Linked DNA regions of Homo sapiens: regions 2 and 3 are each linked to region 1. Evidence: chromatin loops called from intact Hi-C (ENCODE). Cell type or tissue: PC-3. All regions are shown on one strand. Links, peaks and the distances in the headings refer to the core of each region. The heading gives the core; the rest is flanking DNA.

Region 1 (10,488 bases), core at 4,632-7,131:
AGGAGCAGGAGAAAATGATGCTCTTGTGTTCCGCACACTTGCAGTTGGCTCACTAATCCTTGGGCTACTGGTTGTGGTTCTGGGCTCCCACTATGCTGTCTCTAAGCCTCCGTGTCCACAGCCCACATGAATGCTTGAGGCTTGGTCACATGCTGGGGATCTCACGTGTTCCTGACCAAGCGTGGCCAGGCTCAAAGGCTGAGTCACCTGGTGCCAATGGCTGGACCCAAACATGTGTATGGCTGGAGAACCTTAGATCATCAACCACAAGTCCACTTCACACCCTTGCCAGGTGGCCCAGTCCAAAGCTGGGTGTGGAAGGACCGCAGAAGAGTGACTCTTCCGGAAAGGAAATAAATCCCTCTAATGATTTAAAAAAAGGGAGGGGGGACAAGAATAATCCATGTTCAGGATAACAGAGGAATCTCATTTTCCCTTGTTGTTTCCTAGGGCAATAGAATGCAACTCTGCCCTTCATAGAGTTGGGTTCCTCCTGGGTTACTCATCTGTCCCTAAGGACGAGTTGTTTATTCAAGAGTTAATAAAATTGAGAGCTTTTTGCCCTTTGAACATTCCTCCTCCTTCAGAATCTCTTGGTTTCCCTCTGCCATGCTCCTGTCATTGGTCAGGGCTGGAAGGAGCCTCAAGTCCACAGGTAAAGGTGGCTCCTGGACTGTGTCCTCTCCTCCCCTCAAACCCACAGGGCCTTGGGCTGGATCCTTCAGTCAGATCCTGAAGATGCCCTGAGGAAATGGCTCACCCATGCCACATATTTGAAGTCAACCAAACAGAAAATAGTTGCTTTACTATTTAATCAATCTTAACCAAGACAGGATTAAACAATATAGTAAGGGAAGAAGTCCAAGAGGACCAGTCTCTTCCGGTTGCCTGTACATCAGCTTTGACCAATGACCCACTGAAACCAGAGTGTCCGTGTCAACATCTGGCTCCCATCACTTACAGCCTCACTTCATTCTTCCCTGCTCTGCCAAGATCCAAGTGGTGCCAACTTCCTCTCTGCACCTTGCACCTCCAACCACACATGATCTCTTCTCTCCATGTGGTCTGTCTGCCCCAATAAATTGGAGAGACCTGTCAGACAGCAACAGCTTTGCCTTCTTCACTTCATTTTGTCCCCATCATCTGCAACAGTGCCTGGGCTGTGATAGAGGCACTGTAAAATATGTAAAGGGTGGGCCGGGTGAGGTGGCTCATGCCTACAATCCCAGCATTTTGGGAGGCCGAGGAGGGTGGATCACTTAGGTCAGGGGTTCAAGACCACCTGACCAACATGGTCTCTATAAAATACAAAGATACAAAAATTAGCTGGGTGTGATGGCATGTGCCTGTAATCCCAGCTACTCAGGAGGTTGAGGCAGGAGAATTGCTTGAACCCAGGAGGCAGAGGTTGCAGTGAGCTGAGATCTCACCACTGCACTCCAGCCGGTGCAACAGAGCAAGACTCCATCTCAAAAAAAAAAAAAAATGTACAGGGTGAAAGAATTAATTAAATATTCATTACAGCTAAGTTTTTCCATGTAAAGAGGAAAAAAATGAAAAGTCAGCATGACTTTCAAAACTTTTATTTTTTTTGGCAGTACAAACCTTTCCTTCCATGCATAGCTGCATTTTTATAAAACAAACAAAGCAAAACAAAACACCTTTCTTATTCCAAGAAAATCTAACCTAGGACCCGAAAGAAATTTTTTTCTTCTCTTTTTTTTTTTTTTTTTTTAGACAGAGTCTCACTCTGTTGCCCAGGCTGGAGTGTGGTGGTGCAATCTAGCCTCACTGCAACCTCCACCTCCCGGGTTCAAGCAATTCTCACACCTCCGCCTCACAAGTAGCTGGGATTACAGGCGTCCACCACCACGCCCGGCTAATTTTTTTTGTATTTTTAGTAGAAATGGGGTTTTGCCATGTTGGTCAGGCTGGTTTCAAACTCCTGACCTCAAATGATCCACCCACCTTAGCTTCCCAGAGTGCTGGGATTACAGGCATGAGCCACCACACCCAGCCTAAGCCCCAAAATAAATTTTTAAAAAGCAGCATACTCAAGTAAGGTTGCCATGTTTAGCAAATAAAAATACAGGAACAAAGGAAAAATAGAACAGTTTCTCTACTCACATAACACTTCTGACATCAAACGTGTGAGGTTTTCACACCAAGCAATTCTCTAAGTCTCTGAGGACACCGAGTGTCCTACAATTTAATTCAATTCTGACACTACGCAGTCAACACAGACCCCACAGGCTAAGCACTCAGTCCCACAAGACTGCGCCCACTTCCGACACCAATCGCAAGTACTGGGTCCCTAGGTTATCCACACTTGGCTGCAAATCAGGAGTTCCCATGACCCCTTCCTCAGGTTCAATAATTTGCTATCATGGCCCACAGAACTCAGGGAAACACTTTACTTACTATAATGGATTTATTATAAAGGATATTATAAAGGATACAAATGAACAGCCAGATGAAGAGGTACTGTATATATCATCTCAGCTACTCAGGAGGCTGAGGCAGAAGCATACCTGAGGCCAGGAGTTCAAAACCAGCCTGGGAAACATAGCAAGACCCCATCTCAAAAAAAGGAGGGAAGGTACTGTACATACAGGGAGGTCCAGGGTCCCAAGCACAGGAGCTTCTATTCCATGGAATTGGGGTGCACCACCCTCCCAGCGTGCTGATGCATTTGCCAACCGGAAGTTCTCTGAGCTGTGTTCTCTAGGGTTTTTATGGGAGATCCACTATGCAGGCATGATTGGTAAAAATTATTGACCATTGTTAACTAACTCAATCTCCAGCCCCTAACCCCTTCCCAGATTTGGGAGAGAACTGAAAACTCTAGTCATTCTCTGGTCTTTCTGGTGACTGTCTCCCAACCTGAAGCTATCTAGAGGCCCCCAGCCACCAGTTATCTCATTAACATATAAAAAGACACTCATCACTCTGGAGATTTCAAGGGTCTTAGAAGCTTTGTTTTAGGAACTGGAGACTGAGACCAAATAGTACAAGAGATGCTCCTATCTCCCCAGTCACTCAGGAAATTACAAGTGCTTAGGAGCTCTGTCCAGGAACTGGGGATGAAGACCAAATATCTATTTCTTATTATATCACAATGTCACACAGGACATCCAGTTAAGTTTCAATTTTTAAAAAAATAAAAAATGTGTAAAGATCCCAAATATTACATGGGACCTATTTATACTAAAATTTTATCTGATTTTCAAATGTAACTGAGTGTCCTCTGTTTTATCTGACAGACCTCTACCTAGGGCTATGCATGCCTGGGGTCCCAGAGGTGACTGGGGTCTGTGCAGTCCAGTTTCTAAACCACAGTTTTAGGGAAAAGTGTGGCTCTCTCGTTCTGCTTCCCTCTCCTGTCCCTGGAGCCATTCTGCTCTTGAGCAGAGCTAAGGCTCCCTTCCCCAGCAGCAGTGCCTGAGACCCCAGCATCTGTGTGCTTCCAGTGGAGGAAAGTCTATGAAACAATGGACTTAGTTTCCTGAAGCGTTGGAGTGTTTCCTTTTTTCTTTCTTTTTTTTCCTGAGACAGGGGTTCACTCTGTCACCCAGGCTAGAGCTCAGTGATGCGATCTCAGCTCACTGCAGCCTCGACCTCCTGGGCTCAAGCGATCCTCCCACCTCAGCTTCCGGAGTAGCTGGGATTACAGGCGTGAGCCACTACGCCTGGATGGAGTGTTTTCTAAGGGTCAGAATAACTCCATACATAGCCAACATTTATGACAAACAACTATATCAGTTCACACAATCACTTCAAGTGAAACAGATTGCTTCATACTCTGTTTCCACAGAGGTCCTCCTTCTCCCTGATGGATGGCCGCCTGTCCTGGGCAGGCACATTATAAAACTGCAGCTGCCTTGCTTTCCCCTTCCTGCTCCCCAGCCCATTCCTTCTGTGAGGAATGACCACACTCAAACCATTCATCCTGGTTCTGTTGGGTGGATACTGGTGACTTCTGCGGGAACCAGTGCTGGAGATGACGGGGCAACTGACACACCTCTCTGTCTTCACTCCCCTCACCCCAACAAAGCAGCAAAAGGACTTCTTGGATACTCAGATGAACTCCTGAGTGCCTTCCAGAATGAGCTCATTCTAGAGAGGAAACCGGTGAATCCCGCAGAGGACATCTGTTGATTTTTGTCTGCTTACATTTGAGTCCTTCCTATGTGGAGGAGTCCTCCAGGGGGTGGTCTCGACAGGAAGCAGACAGTCTTCTAGGGCCCATGTTTGACCCAGGCTCAGCCCGTGGGATGCTCAGGCTGGGGGCTTTGACTCTTGAGGGAGAGACAGGTAATTAGAGACGGTGCACACCTGTAGTCCCAGCTACTCAGAACACTAAGGTGGAAGGATTGCTTGAGTCTGGGAGGTCAAGCCATGGCAGTGGGGTCGAGAGTCCAGCAGTCCATGGTAACTGGTAGCAGAATTCACACAGGCATCCTGACCCCGAGGCTGAGCGGCTGTGACTAGGTTCTTAGCTACCTGGCCTTCAGGGTGTTCCCTGCCCATTTTCCCGAACCTGGTTTGCCAGACACGAATCAATCCTGTAAACCATCCAATATTCTTTCTCATAAGCTCGTTCTTAGCTTGAGTTAGCCAGAGTGAGTTCCTGCCGTTTGCAGCAAGAGCACTCACAGATACAATCTATAGGTTGTCACACTTCACCCCTCTCACTCACTGCCCCACTCCGTGGTGATGTTAAATAAAATTTATAGGAGCCCATTGTTTTGGACTGAGGTCCTACACTAGGCCCCAACAGACCAAGCCAAAATGGAGTCACTCGTGCTAAGTGCTGCATAATCAAACTGAAACTTTATGAAGCAGGAAAATCCCCTAACAGATCATGTTTTCCTAAAAATAGGAGATTTATGGCAACCAATTGGAAAGGGCCCAGTAAACCTGAGCTGGCACGATAAGATAGTCCTCTTTCCTTTAACCCTTATAAGGAAAGCAACCTGACGTTAACTCATCTGCTTTTTTGTGGTATTCTGTTTCCTTGTTCCTGCTCAAGCTACCTTACAATGGATCTGTCGTGCCGAGTGGAACTCCCTCTATTTTGGAAGATATGCTGTCTGATTCCTGGATCACTAATAAAAGCCAAGTAGGGCTAGGCACAGTGGTGCATGCCCGCAGTCCCAGCTACTCAGGAGGCTGAGGCAAGAGGATCACTTAAGCCCAGGAGTTCAAGACTGTAGTGAGCTATGATTGCCCCATTGCACTGCAGCCTGGACAACAGAGTGAGACTTTGTCTCAATTAAAAAAAAAAAAAAGGTTGGGTGTGGTGGCTCATGCCTGTAATTCCAGCACTTTGAGAAGCCAAGGCTGGCAGATCACTTGAGCACAAGACCAGCCTGGGCAACATGGTGTAACCCCTTCTTTTACAAAAGAAATAGCTCAGCTTTATGGTGCGCATCTGTAGTCCCAGCTACTCTGGAGGCTAAGGTGGGAGGATCGCTTGAGCCTGGGAGGTCAAGGCTGCGGTGAGCCGAGATCGCACCACTGCAACTCCAGCCTGGATGACAGGGCAAGACCCTGTCTCAAAAAAAAAAAAAAAAAAAAGGAAAGCCAATTACTTGTTTCACTATGTTGAAATTTTATTTTTTAACAGTGCCCTTGGTTGGCCAGCTCTGCGCATAAAAGTGAAGATGGCGTGGCAGATGCCAAGAGACCCACAAAGGGGCTGTGCAGATTCCGGGAGTGAGATGTGGCGGTGTCTGGAAGGACAGAGCAAGAAGAGCAGGTCTGGGGTTTCCCAGGCCAGATGCTTGTCTACCCTCTACTGCTCTCTAGTGGCCAGAGTCCAGAAGCCGGGCAAGCCTTTCAGCTTTCCTCCTCAGAATAATGTCAGAGCAAGTGGGAGCACAGAGGAGAAGCTCCCGGCTCTACAGGTCAGAGGACACAGTGCTTCCACTGAGCGTCATAAGTCTTTATAATGGGGCCAGACCAGCTGGCAGGGCTGTGACAGGCAAGGTGCAGGGAATGACATGGGCAAAACCATGGAGACTTGAGATTATATTGCACCGTCAGAGAATGCAAATTATTTGGTAGGACCAGAAGCTAGGGTGTGAAGAGGGTGGTGAAGAATGGGCCTGAGACCAGTGGAACAGAACAGAAGCCTCAGAAATAACACCACACATCTACAACCGTCTGATCTTTAACAAACCTGAAAAATAAAAAAGAAATGGGGAAAGGATTCCCTATTTAATAAATGGTGCTGGGAAAACTGGCTAATCATATGTACAAAGCTGAAACTGGATCCTTTCCTTACACCTTACACAAAAATTAATTCAAGATGGATTAAAGACTTAAATGTAAGGCCTAAAACCATAAAAACCCTAGAAGAAAACCTAGGCAATACCATTCAGGATATAGGCATGGGCAAGGATTTCATGACTAAAACACCAAAAGCAATGGCAACAAAAGCCAAAATAGACAAATGGGATCTAATTAAACTAAAGAGCTTCTGCACAGCAAAAGAAACTACCATCTGAGTGAACAGGCAACCTACAGAATGGGAGAAAATTTTTGCAATCTACCCATCTGACAATGGGCTAATATCCAGAATCTACAAAGAACTTAAACAAATTTATGAGAAAAAAAAAACCCCATCAAAAAGTGGGCAAAGGATATGGAACAGATACGTCTCAAAAGAAGACATTTATGTGGCCAACACGCAGGAAAAAATGCTCATCATCACTGGTCATTAGAGAAATGCAAATCAAAACCACAATGAGATACCATCTCACGCCAGTTAGTATGGCGATCATTAAAAAGTCAGGAAACAACAGATGAGATGCTGGAGAGGATGTGGAGAAATAGGAATGCTTTTACACTGTTGGTGTAAATCAGTTCAACCATTGTGGAAGACAGTGTGGCAATTCCTCAAGGATCTAGAACTTGAAAGACCATTTGACCCAGCAATCTCATTACTGGGTATATACCCAAAGGATTATAAATCATGCTACTATAAAGACACATGCACACGTATGTTTATTGTGGCACTATTCACAATAGCAAAGACTTGGAGCCAACCCAAATGTCCATCAATGATAGACTGGTTAAAGAAAATGTGGCACATATACACCATGGAATACTATGCAGCCATGAAAAAGAATGAGTTCATGTCCTTTGCAGGGACATGGATGAAGCTGGAAACCATCATTCTCAGCAAACTATCACAAGGACAGAAAACCAAACACCGCATGTTCTCACTCATAGGTGGGAACTCAACAATGAGAACACTTGGACACAGGGCGGGGGAACATCACACACCAGGGCCTGTCAGGGGGTTGGGGGCTGGGGGAGGGATAGCATTAGGAGATATACCGAATGTAAATGACAAGTTGATGGGTGCAGCAAACCAATATGGTACATGTATACCTATGTAGCAAACCTGCACGTTGTGCACATGTACCTTAGAACTTAAAGTATAATAAAAAATAAATAAATAAAAAAGAAGAAGAGTGGGTTTGAGAGATGGCCTGAGGCTTTGCCTAGAAGGGAGTTTGGAATGCATCATAGACCATTGAAAGCCTTCCAAGGGTTTAAGCAGGGGCATAATATAGGGATTCCTCCTAGAAAGAAACATTCTCAAATTTGCACTTTAGAAAGATCATTTTAGCAAGAGTGTGGAGTATGGAATAGAGAGTCTAGTAGCTGAGGCCCTGCCCTCAGCTAAGCAATGTCAGTGGGGACAGAGAAAAGAGAACCCATTCATCCTTTATTCATTCATCTAAGACATATGCCAGGCTTGCTGGAATTGCAAAGCTGCGCCCAGAAACCCACATTCTCCCCTTTCTGCACAATGTGGAAGAAAGCCACGGACCTGCCCACATACTTGGAGCCCCAAAATCTTGACCGTCGCTGGCAAGAGTTGGAGCCTGATTTGTGTGGGCAGTTCAGCTGCTTTATTTTTTTAGCATTGATAACTGGCATACTGATTAGGTAACAACTCTTAAGAATTGAATAGTACTACATCGCCATTTTATAGGAATAAGGAAATTGAGGCATAGCAAGGCAGGTTCCACCCAAGGCCAGCTGGCTCCTGAGTCTATCCTCTTAACCATTCGCTATTCCTTCCTCTTTGTGCTGATCACACAGCAATGCTCAGGATGCTCAGAACAGCTTTGGGGAGTGTTTTGCCTCTAATGTCCTCATCTTGTTCTCTAGCCTCATTCAACCTGTTTCCTGTTCCCTGGAAGTCATTTTATGGCTAAATAAATCCCAACGAAATGTTAACTCTGAAGACAGGCACCTCCTGCCTTCTCCCCTGGACCCCCTTTCTGCTTGGAGTCCTGGTGTTTGCCATAGTGTCTGTATTTTCAGAAGGTTAATGGGTGCAGGATCCCACATTAGGACTTACAGGGAGGGCTCAGCCTCTGACCTCAGAAAATTCAGGTCCCAGGGGGAGTCAAGACAGATGAACTATTCAGTCTGTTCGTTATTCTAGCTATCAGCATCTTCAGCTAACCTGGTGTTTTTTAATGTAGTTTGAGAGTCTCTAAATTGATTTCATGACCCACTAACTAGCATCTCAAATCACATTTTATTTAAATGAAATTGAATGAAATACAAAACATGAAGTGTATTGCATATAGTACAATTAATAATTGTTTCAAGAAAATTTCTGTTTTAGTTGTGTGTATCTGAGTGTATATGTGTGTGTGTGTGTGTGTACACACTTGATTACAATATAAAATACATTTCTTACTGTGAGTCCAGTCAAAAAGTTAAAGCACCACATATCTTAATATTTTCTCCCTCTGGCTTCACAATAATTGTTTGCAGCAGTTTTACAACCTATGGTTTGTTCAAGGAAATACGAAAAAAGAGTTTTGATCCGCGGACCTGTGAAGGAGCAGAGGAGCCAGGCTGAGCCAGCACATGAGGGAAGCCCTTGGATCCAGACACTGCAGCAGAGCTAGGGCTGGCCAAAGGGCTGCATGGACAATAACTGGCTCACACTGAGGGCCCCGCTCCTCACCTGCCTATCTTAAGCCACCTGTTCTCTCTCTCTCTCTCTCTCTCTCTCTTTTTCTTTAAATACAGATGGCGTCTCGCTATGTTGCCCAGGTTGGTCTCAAAACTCCTGACCTCAAGCGATCCTCTCACCTCAGCCAACCAAAGTGCTGGGATTACAGGCATGAGTCACTGCACCTGGCCCAGTCACCTGTTCATGAAAACCCCAAGGCTCGCTGCTACCCAACCCGAGGTCAAGACTGGCCAGAAGGTGTGCAGATACCCTCTCGCCTATTCAGCTGTTGCCTACTGAAGCCTGATCTGCAGCTCCCACTGCACCGCTCAGGCAGCCAAATGGGGAGGAAAAACCACAGAGTGGTCGTAAGCTGTTCTTCCGCAGGCTCTTAAGCATTGGTCTCTAACCAACAAGGCCTGGCATATGTATTGAATTTATTTATTTATCATTATTATTGTTATTTTAGAGCTGGAGGTCTTGCTTTGTTGCCTAGGCTGGTCTTGAACCTTCTCACCCATTGCTTGGACCAGCTGGCAGCCCACGGGTATACCCCAAGCAATCCTCCTGCCTCGGCCTGCCAAAGTGCTGGGATTACAAGCATGAGCCACCATGCCTGGCCTTGAATGTACTGAACTTATTCTTCCGTGTATCCCAGGCACAGACCCACTTTCTGTGAATGGGAGAGTGGTCTGGCCATGGCTCACTGGCCTGTGGGTTAGCAGGACTGATTTGGCTGCTTCTCAGAGGCCCCTCCAACCAGAGCTGCGTCTTCATTCAGGGAAGATGACCTTCTCCAAAAGGGCCCCTCTCCAGACCCTACAATCAAAGGTATGCCTCTGTGTGGAAACCACATAAATGCACTTATCTTTCCTCTACAAAACTGAAACTCCTGACACCCCCAACTCCCCACCATCTGGGCAGGGTGGTTTTGTTTTTTTCCAAGAAGCAAATAATTCTAGAAGTCAGAGAGAGTGGGGCCCGGAATCAGGCAGCCTGGACTTTCATCTCAGATCTGCTTATGAGAGAATGCCTGTGGGCAGGTTGTTTAGCCTCCCCAAGGGTCAGCGGCCTCCCCTGTAAAGCAGAAGATAATAATAGCTCCTATTTCAGCAGGTTACCATGAGAATAAAATAAGGTAATACAGGAAGGCAGGTAATCCAATACTCAGCATATAGTAAATGCTCACTAAATACTACCTACCATCATCATAATGACTGTGGTTATTATGACAGTCTCTAGGCAGCCCCAGAGTGGCCATAGGTCTGAGAGCCCCACAGGGCCCCTCCTGGTTGATTCCCCAAATCCACTTCTCCATCACCCTCACTGACCTTCTCCCACTGTGAGGCCTCCTGCCTTCCACAGGACCTGCCTGCTGTCTCACCTCTTCATAGCTCACCTCTCTTCTCTACCCCAAGGCTGGCTTTGAGGGACCCTGGCTCCACAGTCCTTGCCACAGTATGAACAAGGTAATGTGGGGTCTGGCACGAAAGGAC
Region 2 (9,540 bases), core at 7,041-9,540, 520 kb before region 1:
CCATGCCCAGCCAATAAGTTTAAAATTTTGTAAGAGTTAATCTCTCTTAGTACAGGTATACTTCATTTTATTGTGCTTTGCTTTATCGAGCTTCAAACATACTGCATTTTACAAAATTGAAGTTTCATAGCAACTCTACCTTAAGCAGCTCTATCATTGCCATTTTTCCAACAGCATGTGCTCAATTCCTGTCTCTGTCACCTTTTGGTAACTCTTGCATTACTCAAGCATTTTCATTATTATTAACATCTGTTATGTTGATCCAAGATTAGTGATCTTCGATATTACTATTGTAATGGTTTTGGGGTGTTATGAACTGTACCCATATAAAATGAGAACTTAATCGATAAATGTGTTCTGACTGCTCCACTAATCATCTCTCTCCCCCTACTTGGGCCTCTATATTCCCTGAAGCACAACCATATTGAAACTAGGCCAAGTAATAGCCCTGCAGCGCTCTCTAAGTGTTCAAGTAGAAGGAAGACTCACATGTCTCACTTTGAATCAAAAGCTAGAAATGATTAAGCTTAGCAAGGAAGGCATTTTGAAAGCTGAGAGAGGCCAAAAGCTAGGCCTCTTGCACCAAACAGCAAAGTTGTGAATGCAAGGAAAAGTTCTTGAAGGAAGTTAGAAGTGCTACTCCAGTGTATGAAGGCATAATAAGAAAGCAAAACAGCCTTATTGCTAATATGGAGAAAGCTTGAGTGGTCTGGATAGAAGATCAAACCAGCCACAGGATTCCCTTGAGTCAAAGCCTAATCCAGAGGAATGCATTAAGTCTCTTCAATTTTTTGAAGGCTGAGAGATGAGGAAGCTGCAGAAGAGAAGTTGGAAGTTAACAGAGGTTAATTTATGAGGTTTAAAGAATGAAGCCATCTCCATAACATAAAAGTACAGGTAAAGCAGCAAGTGCTGCTGATGTAGAAGCTGCAGTAGGTTATCCAGAAGATCTAGCTAAGATCATTGATGAAGGTGGCTACACTAAATAATAGATTTTTTTTTTTTTTTTTTTGAGACAGGATCTCGCGCTGTTGCCCAGGCTGGACTGCAGTGACACGATCTCGGTTCACTGCTACCTCTGCCTCCTGGGTTCCAGCGATTCTGCTTCAGCTTCCCAAGTAGGTGGGATTACAGGTGCATGCCTCCACGCCGGGCTAATTTTTTAATATTTTTTGGTAGAGGTGGCGTTTCACCATGTTGCCCAGGCTGGTCTCGAACTCCTGGGCTTGAGCAATCCTCCTGCCTCAGCCCCTCAAAGTGTTGGGATTACAGGCATGAGCCACCGCACCTGGCCAACAATTTTTAATGTGGATGAAACCACTTTATATTGCAAGAAGATGCCATCTAGGACTTCATAACTAGAAAGAAGAAGTCAGTGCCTGGTTTCAAAGGACAGGCTGACTCTTTTGTTAGGAGCTAATATAGCTTGTTACTTTAAGTTAAAGTCAGCATTCATTGACCATTCTGAAAATCCTAGGGCACTTAAAAATTATGCTAAATCCACTCTACCTGTGCTATGTCAGTGGAAAAACAAAGCTTGGGGATGACAGTGCATCTGTTTATGGCATAGAATATTTTAAGCACACTGCTGAGACCACTATTCAGAAAAACAGATTCCTTTCCAAAGATTACTGTTCGTTCACAAGGCACCTGGTCACCCAAGAGCTCTGATGAAGATGTACAAGGAAATGAATGTTTTTTCATCCCTGCTAACACGGCATCCATTCTGCAGCCTATGGAATCAAGGAGTAATTTTGTACCTACAGGTCTCCTTATTTAAGAAATACATTTCATAGGCTATAGCTGCCATAGAAGTGATTTCTCTGATGGATCTGGGGAAAGTAAATTGCAAACCTGCAAAGGATTCAGCATCCTAAATGCTATTCAGAACATTCGTGATTCATGGGAGGAGGTCAAAATATCACCATTAAAAAGAGTTTGGTAGAAGTTGATTCCAGCCCTCATGGATGACTTTGAGGGGTTCAAGACTTCAGGGGAGGAAGTAACTGTAGATGTGGTGGAAATAGCAAGAGAACTAGAAGTGGAGCCTGAAGAATTAACTGAATTGTTTCAATCTCATGATAAAACTTAAATAGATGAGGAGTTGCTTCTTATAGATGAGCAGAGTATTTTCTTGAGATGCATTCTATTCCTGGTGAAGATGCTGTGAACATTGCTGAAATTACAACAAAGGATTTTAAATGTTACATAAATTTAATTGATAAAACATTGGAAGGGTTTCCAATTTTGAAAAAAAGTTCCGTGGATAAAGTGCTGTCAAATAGCATCAGATGCTACAGAAAAATCTTTTATGAAAGGAAGCATCAATGGCTGCAGCAAATTTCATTGTTGTCTTATTTTAAGAAATTGCCACAGCCAACCCCCACTTTAAGCAACCATCACCCTGATCAGCCAGCAGTCATTAATATCTAGGCAAGATCCTCCACCTGTAAAAAGATGATGACTCACTGAAGGCTGAGATGATTGTTAGGATATTTTAACAATGAAGTATTTTTAAATTAAGGTATGTATTTTCTTAGGCATAATGCTATTGCACACTTAGTAAACTACAGTATAGTATAAACGCAACTTACATGCACTGGGAAACTGAAAAAATTATGTGACTTGCTTTATTGAGATACTCACTTTATTGTGGTGGCCTGAAACCAAACCCGCAGTACCTGTGAGCATGCCTATATTTGATACAATAGGAACTATATTGCAGGTAGTAAAAAATGATGAATAGTGTTAGTTCAAAGCGATAGATGATTTGTATGTCCAAATTAAAGAAAAGCATGTATGGGAAAAAGATTGTCATTTTTATGTAAATGATAAGTGCTTTCTGAATTGTATTTAAAGAAAAGAAGATTTTATAAGTCCAAAGAATCACTTAATACAATGAATAAAGGGTAATAATTTACCACTTTTGGATTACCTTTTATTTAAGACATAAATTTTTCAACTCATAAGCTATTTAAAATCTTTTCACTTAAGATACCTGTTGAAATTTTGTTTAGGTATCTGGCCAGGAACAGTCTTCACGGGGACAAAGAATTTTATCTATTCCAATTTGGCCCCCAAACCTAGGTATCTCACAGAACTGTGTGTATGAGGTACAGCAGGTACCAAAAGTAGAAAAGACAGGTAAGTGTTTGTAATACATTTTGGCAGTCTGCTGGGTAATCATGTTCCCTTTGAAGACATAAAACTAAGTTTTTAAAAAGAAAAAATCTCAGGGATGAATATTCATATATATAAATATGTAGTTATTCATTTTTTTTCTTAAGACCTCTAAATTTACCTTTTTAAAGTTGAACTTCCAGAATTATCTGTGCATGATTTACTTGCATGTTGCTTTGGAATTGTTTGCATTTTTCTATTTTTCCTAATTCTGGAGGCCATCGAAATATATAGATTCCAGAATGAAACATGTAACTAGGCATCTTTCTAACCTAGATAAGTCTTAAATATTGTTTCTAGAGTAAGATGACGATATTAAGGCAAACTAGAACAATAACATTAATATATTTTCCTCTATTCTTACAGACAGTGATCTGACACAAACACAGCTGAAGCAAACAGAGGTCCTAGTGACAGCTGAAAAGTGAGTTCTGGAAAGCAAAAGGAGACATTTGCTAACTTTAGTTGAATAAAAAACTCATTTCTCAAAAATCACTTGGATAAAAAAATGAAGGTGATAGTATTCCGTGCTGGTGAAGGGTGCTGGCCCTTAAGTCAGATAGGCCTGAGTTCCAGTCCTGACTCTGCTGTGTTTTAGCCGAATGATTTTGAGCAAGAAACTTAACATCTCTGAGGTTCAGTTTCTTTGTCTATAGTTTGGATTGTTGTGAGGATTAGATGAGACAAAGCATATAAAGCACAATGTCTGAAACATACCTAGGCACCTAGGTAGTGTTAGGAAGGGAAACAGCTTGTCTGTGGACCTGGACCAGCTCAAATACTCTTTGAAATTCACATACTTAAACAAAGGTCAAGATCACATAAAAATATCTTTCAGATCTCAAAAGGATCTTTAGTTGTCTTTGATTTACTAAATCTCAAAACCATCTATAAGAGAATTGATCCAAAAATGAATATGCCAGTTGAAAAGATGATCATTTTAATTTATCTCTTGAACTGTAGGAGAAGATTGTCAGAGGGGTGAAGATGCTGGAATTCTTCATTAAAGAAATAGGAATATTTGGGGCTATGGTTGAGAAATTGATACATGTTAATAAAACAGGACAGAGACTTAAATCTTGTCTCAGGGAGATTCTTGAAATATCTTGATTGTTAATTATATTGTGGCTGTTTTATAGTTTTTTGTTTTAACATTTAAATTTAGGGACCAATTCTCATTTATTTTATCTGCTTCTCAATCTTTATTTTGTATACCTTGTTTTGAGAAAATATTACTACATAAATAAGAACTAGTAAGAATGGAAGCAATTTTTAAAAAAATTTTTTAAATGAATATTTTAAAATTCATGATTAAACCTTTCAATATAGTAAAAACTTCTTTGAATAAGATTAATAAGGAGGCTAATCTAACAAGTACTTCGTTTTGAGTAACTCTTAAATCTTTTTGTAACAATATAGGATATAAAAAAGATATTGGCTGGGCGTGTTGGCTCACGCCTATAATCTCAGCACTTTGGGAGGCCAGGGCGGGAGGATTGCTTGAGCCCAGGAGTTTGAAACCAGCCTGGGCAACACAGTGAGACCCTGCCTCTATTAAAAAAAAAATTAAAACATTCTGGCCGGGCGTGGTGGCTCGTGCCTGTAATCTCGGCACTTTGGGAGGCTGAGGTGGGTGGATCACGAGGTCAGGAGTTCAAGAGCAGTCTGGCCAAGATGGTGAAACCCCATCTTTACTAAAAATACAAAAAATTAGCCGGGCATGGTGGCATGCACGTGTAATCCCAGGTAGGCTGAGGCAGAGTATTGCTTGAACCCTGGGGGGCAGAGGTTGCAGTGAGCCGAGATCGCACCACCGCATTCCAGCCTGGGTGACAAAGCAAGCCTCCGTCTCAATAATGATAATAATTTTAAAAAATAGATACCTTACTTGCCCTTGGTGTCTAAAAATTAAAAGAAAAAAAGAGGCCGGGCGCGGTGGCTCACGCCTGTAATCCCAGCACTTTAGGAGGCTGAGGCGGGCGGATCATGAGGTCAGGAGATTGAGACCATCCTGGCTAACACGGTGAAACCGCGTCTCTACTAAAGATACAAAAAAAAAAATTAGCTAGGTGTGGTGGTGGGCGCCTGTAGTCCCAGCTACTCGGGAGGCTGAGGCAGGAGAATGGTGTGAACCTGGGAGGTGGAGGTTGCAGTGAGCTGAGATCATGCCACTGCACTCCAGCCTGGGCGACAGAGCAAGACTCTGTCTCAAAAAAAAAAAAAAAAAAAGATACTTTTTTGTATCTTTATGTAAATACAGAGTGTTTATATGCATAGCTTATATCTGTAAACTGAAAAATTGATAGATAAGAGTTTGCAGAAGACCTATTTTTATTTATTATTTTTATTTGAGAGTTGATCTCACTGTCATCCAGGCTAGAGTGCAGTGGCATGATCTTGGCTCACTGCAGCCTCCACCTCCCAGGCTCAAGCCTTTCTCCTACCTTAGTCTGCCAAGTAGCTGAGACCACAGGCATGTGCCTCCACGCGTAGCTACTTTTCTAGATTTTTTTTTTTTTTTTGTAGAGATGAGGTCTCACTGTGTTGCCCAGGCTGGTCTCGAGCTCCTGAGCTCAAGCAATCTTCCCGCCTTGGCTTCCCAAAGTGCTGGGATTACAGGTGTGAGCCACCGCGTCCGGCCCTATTTTATGTTTAATATTATAAATCCTTAGACATAAAAAGTTGCTAATAAAACTTAGAGGGCATTTTTAAGGATTTACCTTTGTTCCTGACATATGAACACTTTAAAAGCAAGGGAAACATCTTCATCTATGTATTCTCAGCACCTGACATATTGCCTAGAACTTAGAAGATGTTTGGTAAATGTTTGTTGGATAAGTTTCTTTTTTAATTTTATTTTCCTTCAAGGCATAAAAGATCCTTAAGATTCATAAAGTATCACTAGAAAATAGTCTTTAAACCTTTTACTCATAACATCACATATATTTGTGCATGGGGCAAATATAATAAACCATTAGAGAAGCTGTTTTAAGATGCAGTACAAAATTATATGTGATAGCAAGAAAAATTAGAGAAGAATATGGCCTCTCTGTCATCAAAAGTCTAGAGGATTCCAAATAGTGTTCCTGAAGACCCCCTTGATTCTCTTTCTTAAAAACACAATAAAACTTGTTAGAATACATGTTCTTTAGTAAGTGGAGGCATTCACACGTTATAAATAATGAAAAAACACATTAGTATGTTAATTATTGAGCTTTTTTTAAAAACCACATTTATAATGGCTTTATTGATGGGTTTTAGATATCACTGCATAAGTAAATTAATACTAAATTATGATATGGTCTTTTTAAATAAAGCTTGTCCTAATGTTTGGTCTTAGTCTAGAAATTAAGTGAAAAAGAAATTCAGATAGGAGGAATTCTTGAAGTTACAAAAACTCGGATTCTAAACACTTCTTCTTTTCTATTTAGATTGTCTTCAAATTTACAGCACCATTTCAGTTTGTCATCTGTTTATTCACATTACTTTCCTGACACTGGAATTCCAGAAGTGACCACCTGTCATTCCCGAAGTGCCATAACTGTGGATTATATTTTCTACTCTGCAGAAAAGGAAGATGTTGCTGGGCACCCAGGTAAGGAATGCATGTAATCTTAAATTCTCCTAGAGAGCACAGTAGCTAAAACCTCAAGGTTAAAGTTAAGAAAGCTCTCTAAACATCCAGTTGAAGTTCTAGATCTAGAAGGTAAAAATATTTCGAAATAGACAGATTGGTAATATATTTGAATAAATCAGTTGATTACTTGCATATGAGGGAGGCAATAAAACACATCCAAGCAAATTATTACCCAAGAATTACATTAGCAGTCCTACCCTCCAGTTCCAGTCAGCCTCTGAGTTATAGGTCTTTCATATTGCCCTTTCTTTTTGCTTGCCATAAATTTACTGTTTTTCCTGTGACAGGAACTGAGTATGTTGTTAATGGTCATCATAGTTTTGTGCTTAAATTTTACCGAGGCGTCCTGCCTTCATTGGAGGACCATAGTTACACTGCCAGCAACACAGCTTATGCTGTCATGTTGACTCTGGAATATTGGATTTTTCTGAGGAGGAAAAGTATATATATATATATATATATATATATATATTTTTTTTTTTTTTTTTTGGATACAGAGTCTCGCTCTGTTACCCAGGCTAGAGTGCAGTGGCATGATTCTCGGCTTACTGCAACCTCTGTCTCCCGGGTTCAAGTGACCTTCCCACCTCAGCTTCCCGAGTAGCTAAGACTACAGGCATGAGCCACCATGCCCACCTAATTTTTGTATTTTTTGTAGAGACAGGGTTTCACCGTGTTGCCCAGGCTGGTCTCAAACTCCTGGGCTCAAGCCGTCCACCTCGGCCTCCCAGGGTGGCTTGGATTACAGGCATGAGCCACCACATTCGGTCAGAAAAGTCTATATAATTTTTTTGTTTGTTTGTTTTTGAGACGGAGTCTCGCTCGTCGCCCAGGCTGGAGTGCAGTGGCGCTATCTCAGCTCACTGCAAGCTCCGCCTCCCAGGTTCACACCATTCTCCTGCCTCAGCCTCCCGAGCCACTGGGACTACAGGCGCCCGCCACCATGCCCGGCTAATTTTTTGTATTTTTAGTAGAGACGGGATTTCACCGTGTTGGCCAGGATGGTCTCGATCTCCTGACCTCATGATCTGCCTGCCTCGGCCTCCCAAAGTGCTGGGATTACAGGCGTGAGCCACTGTGCCCGGCCGAAAATCAGGTTTTAAACATTAGCCAAAGGATTTAAAGTGGAGAAGAAAATGCAGTTTAAGATTACTGGAAGTACAAAAATACCTTTAAGAAAACTTTGGAATGTGAGCAGCTGTTTTATTCTTTTCTGATTTTTTTCATTTTTTTCTCTTCCATTTTTTTGGATGCTTCTTTTTCTTTACCCTTTTCCCCTCTGTTTGTTCCCCCCTCCTTTCTTCTGGGAATAACCTTATTAGTAACACTCACGAGATGACTTATTCCTGCCACTAGATCTACTCTACAAAAAATATGCCTGCTGCTTTGAATTTATAGTAAGGTTTTCGTAGTTGTCATGCTGACAGAAGTTCACTTGGTGGCAGGAGAGTGTTATGGATCAGCATTTCAAAAAGAGCATGTCATCTTCACTTCTGTGGGTGCTGACTATCTGGGACTAAATTATACTAATTTATTCTCCATTCACCTTATAAACTGCTACAGGGCTGTGGCCCGGTGTCTCTGGCTTTATGCAACTACAGAATGGTTGCTGGATGAGTTTCTTATGTAGTTGTCAACCACAAATTACCCTTAACATTCTTAAGTATTTCATTTATATTTTCTTCTAAAGATTGTTTACAGAGCTGGAAATAGAAAAAATATCTCAAACTGCTGTGTGTTTGATAATTATAATTAGGTTATAATTCAATAAAGCTTAGATATTCTAAAAACTGTGTCATAGTTTTTAGTCTTCTGGAGGGGCCTCAAGTTCTATATTTGTTTGGAGAAAAGACTTGTATGATTAATTTACAATAACCCGTTGACAATTTTACTAAATATGTGTGTGCTTCTTTAATGTAGGAGCTGAAGTTGCTTTGGTTGGTGGCTTGAAACTTCTAGCTAGACTGTCACTTCTTACAGAACAAGACTTATGGACTGTTAATGGACTTCCAAACGAAAATAACTCTTCAGATCATCTGCCTTTATTGGCAAAGTTCAGACTTGAGCTCTGACTCTCTTTGATCACATACTAATTTTCTTTCCAATTTGTATTGTTTTTCAAAGAATGTAAAGTTCTTAAGTGTATGCATGTTGTTTATTTTTGCACTGTGGAGATTCTGAAGCGGTTATGTTAGATGCTTTGAAACTCCATATCAGAAGAAATAACTTTATAACAATTTTTTTTAATAATGAAAAATATTTTCGTGACAAGTGAGCTCTAAATTCTCTTTATTGTAAAAGAGATGTAAAGGTTTTATATTCTAAATCCTAGTAAAATTGACAGTGATTTTTAAATATAATGCATCTTCCTTTGTCTGCTTAGTAAAAAATTTCATTTCATAATTTTGGCAAGCTCTGTAGTGGATCCAAAGTATCTTTGAGTTCTTGCAAACTACAAGTTGTTTCCTTTCCAGAAGGCTTGATTTCATTAGGAGACCCCTCTATTGAGTTCTAAATAGTTTATCTTAGAAAGCCTTGGGTCATTCACAGGTATCCAACCAGCCATTGTTTAGTTTGTTTTTGAAGGGGTTTGATAATGCTTTTTAAGTTGTACAGAATGCTTAATCCATCTTATTACTGTCCTGAGCCATGTAATATGCCTGCATCGTGTTGGGGAAATGTTTGGGAAATATAAGCCAGCATAACGTGTAAAGCTCACTCTT
Region 3 (7,922 bases), core at 3,703-6,202, 150 kb before region 1:
GTCTAAGTGTCCCAGTAATCTCTCTGTCACCCAGGGATCAAAGATTTACAGATGTGTAGGAGAGATGGGGAGGAACACACTAAGATATGTCCTTGTGAGTTTAGTTAACTAAAAGACTGGGGGAAAGAAAGGGAAGTAAGAAAATAAAGTGAAAAGGTGGAAGAAGGCAGAGTGTAAAAGAGGGAGATAAGGAAAGTACAAAAGATAGAGATGTCTGCTGCAATTTCTCAGTACTCTTCAGATACATCCTGGCCAGGTTTACTTTCTTAGGGGCAGGGTAGATTGTGAGGGTGTGGAAAATGGTATTTTTTCAAAGAGAGTCACAATAGTATTGCCATCTCACATGCTGTTATACAATGTGATCTTGCCATTTCTCTACCAAGATAAATGCAGTCTAGTTTCTCTCCCTTTAAATCTGAGCTGGCCGTAAGACTTGCATGAACAATAAAATGTGGTGGAAGTTATTCCAAGTGACTTCTGAGGCTTGGTCAGAAGCAGCTTTCCCTTAGTTACTTTGAGACATTTGTTCTGAGGGAAGCCAATCTGACTACCTGAGGCCATTGTGCTGGAGAAGCCACACATTGGCATTCCTGTTGACAATCCTAGCTGAACCCTGCCTTCTAATCATTTCCCTCAAGGCTTATCAAATAAGTGAATGAAGCTATCTTGGACTCTCCAGACCAGCCCATGCTGCAGCTAAGTATTACTGATCAATTTCACTTTATACCACAGGGAGCGGAAGAATCACCTAGCTGAGCCCTACCCAAATTCCTGCTGTGTTTGTGCCTAGATTTTTTTTATAAAACAAAACACACTGGAACAGGATGGCAGGAGATTTTTTTGTTTTTGTTTTTTAAACGCTTGTTTCAAACAGCAATGAAAAATCCTTAAAAATGTATAAATAAGACTTCAAGATTTTAGAGGTGTGAAATTTCAAAAGAAATCTGGAGGCTGGGCGTGGTGGCTCACGCCTGTAATCCCAGCACTTTGGGAGGCTGAGGCAGGTGGATCACAAGGTCAGGAGATCGAGACCATCCTGGCTAACACAGTGAAACCCCGTCTCTACTAAAAAATACAAAAAATTAACTGGGCGTGGTGGCAGGCGCCTATAGTCCCAGGTACTCAGGAGGCTGAGGCAGGAGAATGGCATGAACCTGGGAGGTGGAGCTTGCAGTGAGCCAAGATCGTGCCACTGCACTCCAGCCTGGGTGACAGAGTAAGATTCCGTCTCAAAAAAAAAAAAAAAAGAAATCTGGAAGCCAACTTTCAATTTGCCCATTAAGGACTTTAGTACAAAACTACCATCTTCTATAGGTCATTATATCGTTTTTGTTTTTGAGACAGAGTCTCACTCTGCCACACACATTGCAGTGCAGTGGCGCAGTCTTGGTTCACTGCACCCTCCCTGTCCCAGGCTCAAATCGTCCTCCCACCTCAGCCTTCCAAGTAGCCAGGAATACAGGTATGCACTACCATGCCCAACTAATTTTTAATTTTTTTTTAGTAGAGATGAGGTCTCAATGAAGCAGTGTTGTTGCCTGGGGTAAATACCCGGGTTCATCATCTCGAGCCAAGAAGATTAAGGACATGAACACACATGAAGAGTAAGTTTAGGAGCAGAGGTTTAATAGGCAAAAGAAAGAGAAAGGAGAACAGCTCTCTCCCTTGCAAAAGAGAGGGGCTCCCAAAGGGGAAAACCCAGCCTGCGGTGGACTACACCCGATTTTATAGGCAAGCTTGAGAAGGCAGTGTCTGATTTATGTAGGGTTCACAGATTGGTTTGACCAGTATGATGTTTACATAGTATTCACGGAAGGCTGCATGCCCCACCCTAATCTTATTATGTAAATGGAGTCTTTGCCTGGCTGGCGCCATATTGTCTTCTCCTTACTGTACATGTGGTTTGACAAAGGGAAGGGAAGATGAAGCTGCCATTTTGAACATGCCTAGTCCCAGGTAGCCTTTTCCTGTTGGCACAACTGCTGGCATTCACCTGTACAAGCTTCCAGCTTGCTTACCTATGTCTGCAGCTCGATTTTACAGGCTGCTCTTTGTAGAAAAAAAAACAAAAAACTATTTTGAGACTGCTTTTCATGAAAAGAAAAACCTTACCAAGGACTCCCAGACCCTCACTATCTGCCTAAGTAATTTCTTCTTAACTCCTGTATCATTACTATATTGCCCAGGCTGGTCTCAAATTCCTGGGCTCAAGTGATCCTCCCACCTTAGCCTCCCAAAGTGCTAGGATTACAGGCATGAGCCACTGTGCCCAGCCATGTTGTATTTTTTAAAGTACAGTTTATCATGAAAAAGGGAGAAAAGGTACTACATCCAACCAGAATGGCTAAAATGAAAGAGATAAACACTATCAAATTTTGACAAAGATATGAAACAACCAGAACTCTCATATATGCCTGGTGGCAGTGTAAAATGGCATAGCCACTTTAGGAAATAGCTTGGTAGTATCCACTAAAGCTGAAAATATGCATATATTCAATTGTATTCTTAAGTATATATCCTACAAAAATTTATGAGCGTTTTAACCAAAAGATCTGTGTACAAATGTCCATAGCAGTAATCTTTTCTTTTTTTTTTTTTTTTTTTTTTTTTTTTGCTCCAGTCAAGGGAGAAGCAGTGATGTTTTAGTATCCAGAAAGTGGAAATAACCCAAATGCCCATCAACAGCAGAATGAAATTGTACTATATTCACACCATGGAATATTGTATAGCAAAGAGAATGAATGAACTATTAACAGAAAAGACATGGACAAATCTCATAAACATGATGCTGAAAGAAACCACAGTCAAAAAAGTACATTATTTTGTGATTCCATTTATATATAGTGGGAAAAGGAAGCAACATTAATTTATGGTGTTAGAAGTTAGGATAGTGGTTACCCTTAGGGGTAGTGACTGAAAGAGAACATGAGAGGGGTATTGGGGGTACCGTGATGTTTTGGTTCTTCATCTGGGTGCTAGTTGCATGGGGTTGCTCACTTTATGAAATACCATTGAGTGGTATGCTTTTGACCTGTGCACTGCTCTGCATGTGTGATATACTTCAAAATGAAACATTAAGATACAGGAGGAAGGACATAGTCTCAAAGCAAAGGACAGTTTTTTTGTTGTTGTTTGTTTGTTTGTTTTATTTTGTTTTGAGACAGAGTCTTGCTCTGTTGCCCAGGCTGGAGTGCAGTGGCGGGATCTCGGCTCACTGCAACCTCTGCCTCCCAAATTCAAGCAATTCTCCTGCCTCAGCCTCCCGAGTAGCTGGGATTACAGGCGTGCACCACCAGACCGGCTAATTTTTGTATTTTCAGTAGAGACAGGGTTTCACCATGTTGGCCAGGCTGGTCTTGAACTCCTGACCTCAGGTGATCTGCCTGCCTCAGCCTCCCAAAGTTCTGGGATTACAGATGTGAGCCACCATGCCCAGCCAGAACAAGTCTTTAAAAACTAAATTTAACTTTATGAACAGTTTTACGAAAAATGTACTATATTTGTCCACATTTTCCTCATCTCTCCTTGAAGCAGTGTAAATTGCTTTAAGACAGGGTTCTGGGGCTATGCCAATGTCAGTGGGAAAAGAAAACAGGGGTGACAAGACTGGCATCAACTGATGCTGTGAGGAACAGGCCAGCTCTTTAAGGAAGGTGCCTCTCATCTGCTCCTGGCTTCTGTGCTCATAGTTCACACTCACGGTGTTGTGTGCATGTCTAGGAAGATGCTTCCCAACCTTTTGCAGACCATGGCATACGCAGAAAATGACAACATCGGAATGGCACACTGGCATACCAGTTGGGGATCCTTGCAGTCAATGCTGACTGGACTCATCCTTCAGCCGCCCCCAAGAAGAGAGAGATCAATACCTTGGCACATCTGTGGGAAAGCTCCCATTAGAGAGTGTGGGGAAGACACAGGCCTCCACAACACATTTCAGGTTCTCTAAACTGGCAAAGGGGAAGAGTCTGGGCTTCCTTTGCCCTTTTGTTCTCAAAGAGCCCAGCTGTGCACACCCCTCACCCCTGCACTATAGCTCCCATTTGGGTAGTGAAAAATCACAGGACTCAGGGGAGTTATGCAGCATTCGGGAATGGAGACCTGGAAAGCCACACACTCCTCCTTGCTTTCCTGTGAGCCTCTCTTCTTGCTGTCCCCTTTACAACCAACAGTCCCTGCAGGGGGAAGACACTCTGCTTTAGTCAGTTCCACCTCCCTTCCAGATCTCATCCTCCTTTCAGCCTAATTTTCCTCACACTGTCATGCTCCTTCCCACTGCTCGCCCCCCACCCCCTACTCTCCTCCAGCACATCACACATTGCGCCTGGGCACACTGAGCTTGTCTGCCATCTATGAAGAGGCCCATGTCACCCAAGCCCTTCTCTTTCCCTGTCATGCCATAGCCTCTTCCAGGAGCGCTCAGCCTGCTGTTTCTGCTCAGACCTCCCCTCCTCTGCAAAGCCTCCTTCTGCGTGCTGCCCGAGAGCCATCCCCCACTTGGGTTTGTGTTACTGCTGTGTATGGCAGCATCTTCACTGTGCCTGATTTCCCGTCTTGGCCCATCGTAGGTGCTCAACAATTGTTTCTCAAATGACCAGCGCCTGCAGAGGGACCCTGACATGAACTCCACCCCACCCCGACTCTTGGCAGTTACTCACTGTCCCCTTGAGTCGGGATCCCAGCCCCTCAGGGGACCTGTCTTGCAGCCATTCCACGCTCTGTCACCCCACTGCCAGGAGACTAGAGCCACACTGCCTGGATGACGCTCATCTTTACCAGCTCGCAGCTCTGCCAGCTGCCTGCTCAGGGGTGGCCGCCAGCTGAGGGATTGAGCTGATTATAGGTGAATCAGCACCAGGCTGATTGTGGTGTGAAAAAGGGGAAGGGTGACTGTGTCTTAGCCTCAATCCTGGCTCCCCTCCTTCCAGCCCTGACCTGCAGTAACAGCACAGGGCCACCAGAGGCTCTATTGGGCGACTCATGCCCCGCGGAGAAAGGCCCAGTAGGAGAGCATCTGACCCAGTTCCCAGCAGATGAGAAAGGAAGAAGAGTTCAGGAGGCTTCTACTCTCAGAGGTCTCCAGCACTGAAACCCCGCAGCCGCACCTGGCTGCCTTATCCTTGTGTTTTGCCCCTCATGGGTCTAGAAGCTGTTGTGTTACACCTTAACATCTTCCTCCTTGCTTGCCATGAGCCCCTCTGCTTGCAGCCCCCTTTACAGAACAACAGTCATGGTAGAGGGAAGATGTCTCCACTTTTGTCAGTTCTGCCTCCTTTAGGAGAGTGTCAGGCCTAACCCATGTGTGCTCTGTCTTTCAGGGCATGGAAAAGACTATTGTCCTGTTTCGTCTTTTCAACACCTCTTGACTCTCTCCCCCTGGTTTCCTAACAGCCAGCTAGGTTCAGGGCCTCCCATCTCTGGCCAGGATTAGTGCAATGGCTTTCTGAAGGGTCCCAGGCTCCAGGGAGCCCCTTGCCCATCAAGTCTCTACCCTGGAGCCAGACAGCCCTTACTTCCATCAGACATCAGCCTCCAGTGGCTCCGAAAGGCCAGGCATCCACACAGCACCCCACGGCCCCAAGAACTGGCTGCTTGATTTTCCTGCCCTGTGTCCCTCCTCTCCTTGGCCCTCTACCCAGCAATCACCCCAAAACACTGTGATGTTTCAAGCCTTTGTACTTTGCACACATTCTTCTCCATGGCCTAATTCCCTCTCTCCACCCCTCACTCCACACCTCCTCCACCTTTACCCTTTCTCCCCATTCTTTCTTCACCGGGCACAGCCCTACTTATCCTTCAAAACTGCCACTTCCTCTGCGAAGCCTTTCCTGACCCGTGTCCCAGAATCCCTCCTCTGAACAAATCCTGTTCCCTAAACATGCATCTCTCATTGTATCTGTCACTCAAGGGTTGCAATAATTACACACACGCCTGTCCTTTGTCCTCCACTGGCTCTGTACCTCCATGTGGGACCCATGGCCAGCACACATTGGTGGTGCCCGAAAGCTGTTGCACTGGAGTTGTTCCTTCTGCCCCATCACCTCCCACCTTGAACAAGTCCTTTAGATGACCTGAACTCCAGTTTGTTGATCTGCAAAATGGAGAGATGTGAGAATCAGAAGAGAACACGTAATGAAAGGGTGTTATAAACTGCTAAGGGCTGTACAAATGTTTGTATTGCATTTTTGTCTTCCAGACTAGTGTTTACCTACACTTGCCTGTGTGGAAATCAGAAGATTAAAGGAATGCGATGTGATCTTTTTGTAATTTCCCCACTTGGGTCAAGGGAAAAGCTGGTCAAGAGTAAACCATTAATTCATCCCCCTGCAGGCCCCCCAATCTTCCCTAGAATTCTGGGTTAATGATTCTGAGGTTGTTTTCCTCACAGAGCCAATTCATATCTAATCTTTGGCATGTTCCCCCCTTTATTAAGAATAACTTGACTCACCCCATTAATTCCTCATCCTGGGGTCACGAGCCTTGTTTTGCAGAAGGAAATGGTGGCTGTGTGTATGTCTTGGGCCTTCTTTCTTTCTCAAACCCCTTTCTTTCATGGATTCATGCCTACAATTCCCTCTGTGGACAGAAGAGACCTCTCCTTACCTGCATAATGAAATGTGTGACTTTTCTCAAAAGTAGCTTTAGGAATTAACTGTGGAGGTCCAAGTAGCAAGGATGCTGTGACCTAACTCGTTACCCCCTCACGTGTGGTTTGGAATCCCAGCAGAAAAAATTTCCTGAAGATCTGGTACGGAGAAACCATTCTGGGCCTGGCTTTTAAATGTTTTATTAGCAGCTGGGCGAGGACTGGGCTGCAAAGAGATGCAGCCCCCGTCAGAAGCGATCCCTGTTGGGGAGCAAGGCCTGGAATTCCAGGAGGGAGGTCTGTTTATAGCTGAGGCAGAGGCTGGGGAGCGAAGCCTGGGAGCCAGACATGGCTTAAGGGTGGTCTGGACACTCTTGAGATAAGGCCAACTAAGGACTATGAGCTCATTGAAGTTCCAAAGCCAACTCACAGCAGCTCACCACCAGACATGTCCCCTGCCCCCACATTCCCTCCTCTCAATCCAGGAATTTTGGTGCTCATCTCTATAAAGTTTTAGACCATGGTGGTAGGAACCTGGTAAGTCTCAGGTTCTTGCATTGCCCGATTCTCCTTGGATTTGCTGGGTTTGCCTCCTTCCCATGTCTCAGACAGGGCTTTGCATAAAGAAGTGGGCTGGTAGATCTGCAAAGGTCCCTCTGTGTGACTGGAGCAAGTTACCCTCTTGAGCCTCAGTGTCCTCTTCTGTAAAATAGGGATATCATTCTTTCTTTCCCAAGGCTTTTGGTAATAATGTCATTCTCATGTGATTCTTAACAAAATGGGCCTTTCAGACTTAGATCACTTTTGTGCATGCATAAAAATGAAAGCATTGAGGAGAAGGAATTGGTGAATATATGTCTGGAGCAATAACTTCATCAGAACTGCCACGGTGGTTGTAGGACCATTCTGATTCCAGAGGTATTAAAATGCAAAACACAATGTTGAAATGCAAAACCCAACAAAATAATAAACAGCCTTGTACCTACCGCCTCCCTTAAGAACTAAAACAATTCCCAACACCACTGAAAGACTGTGTTCACCTCCTTGATCCAATCTCTTGCCTTTCCACCCCAGAGAAAACCACTGTCCTGAATTTTTTCCCACTCCCTTGGTTTTGTTTTACCAAACATGTATCCAATATGTAACATATTATTTGTATTTGATCTTGTTTTTGAATTGTCCTGTAGGTAGAATTATATCTTATTCTGCAATTTGCTTTTTAAAGTTTTTGAAAGAGCAAAACTTATCTATGCTAATACGCTAATGTGTGTAGCTGCCATTTATTTGTCACTGCATATACCCCTCTCAATTCTGTTGATGGAAATTTAGGCAGTTT

Evidence for each region. A loop is a pair of places that touch in the nucleus more often than their neighbours do. Peaks named below come from ENCODE experiments on the same cell type or tissue, not always from the same donor. Only the 100,000 strongest peaks of a DNase experiment are listed, where the experiment ranks them.
Region 2: it touches region 1 in a loop (5-fold over the local background); 25 of 110 quality-filtered maps call a loop at or near these places.
Region 3: a loop joins it to region 1, with 7 times the contacts of the local background. A loop is called at or near these places in 73 of 110 quality-filtered maps.

The regions. Positions count from the first base shown.
Region 1 is chr1:212,472,650-212,483,137 of GRCh38, reverse strand. LINC02771 (long intergenic non-protein coding RNA 2771) reads left to right here and starts at 10,260. Exons shown (of 3, transcript NR_183725.1): 1 at 10,260-10,461. RefSeq lists an enhancer at 1-268. In PC-3, for the core only: a CTCF peak has its summit at 5,815 (motif pointing left); a DNase peak (open chromatin) is centred at 5,807; H3K27ac peaks cover 627 bases.
Region 2 is chr1:212,994,390-213,003,929 of GRCh38, reverse strand. ANGEL2 (angel homolog 2) reads left to right here. Exons shown (of 9, transcript NM_144567.5): 6 at 3,018-3,144; 7 at 3,547-3,604; 8 at 6,612-6,775; 9 at 8,738-9,540. The coding sequence ends at 8,889. Among named protein-coding and RNA genes, the nearest start is that of ANGEL2, 17 kb to the left of the region's middle. In PC-3, for the core only: a CTCF peak has its summit at 8,256; a DNase peak (open chromatin) is centred at 8,239.
Region 3 is chr1:212,627,262-212,635,183 of GRCh38, reverse strand. LINC02773 (long intergenic non-protein coding RNA 2773) reads left to right here. Exons shown (of 4, transcript NR_183483.1): 3 at 2,621-2,812; 4 at 3,721-6,256. Among named protein-coding and RNA genes, the nearest start is that of GARIN4, 6.7 kb to the right of the region's middle. RefSeq lists an enhancer at 4,143-4,674. In PC-3, for the core only: CTCF peaks have their summits at 4,760 and 4,963; a DNase peak (open chromatin) is centred at 4,973.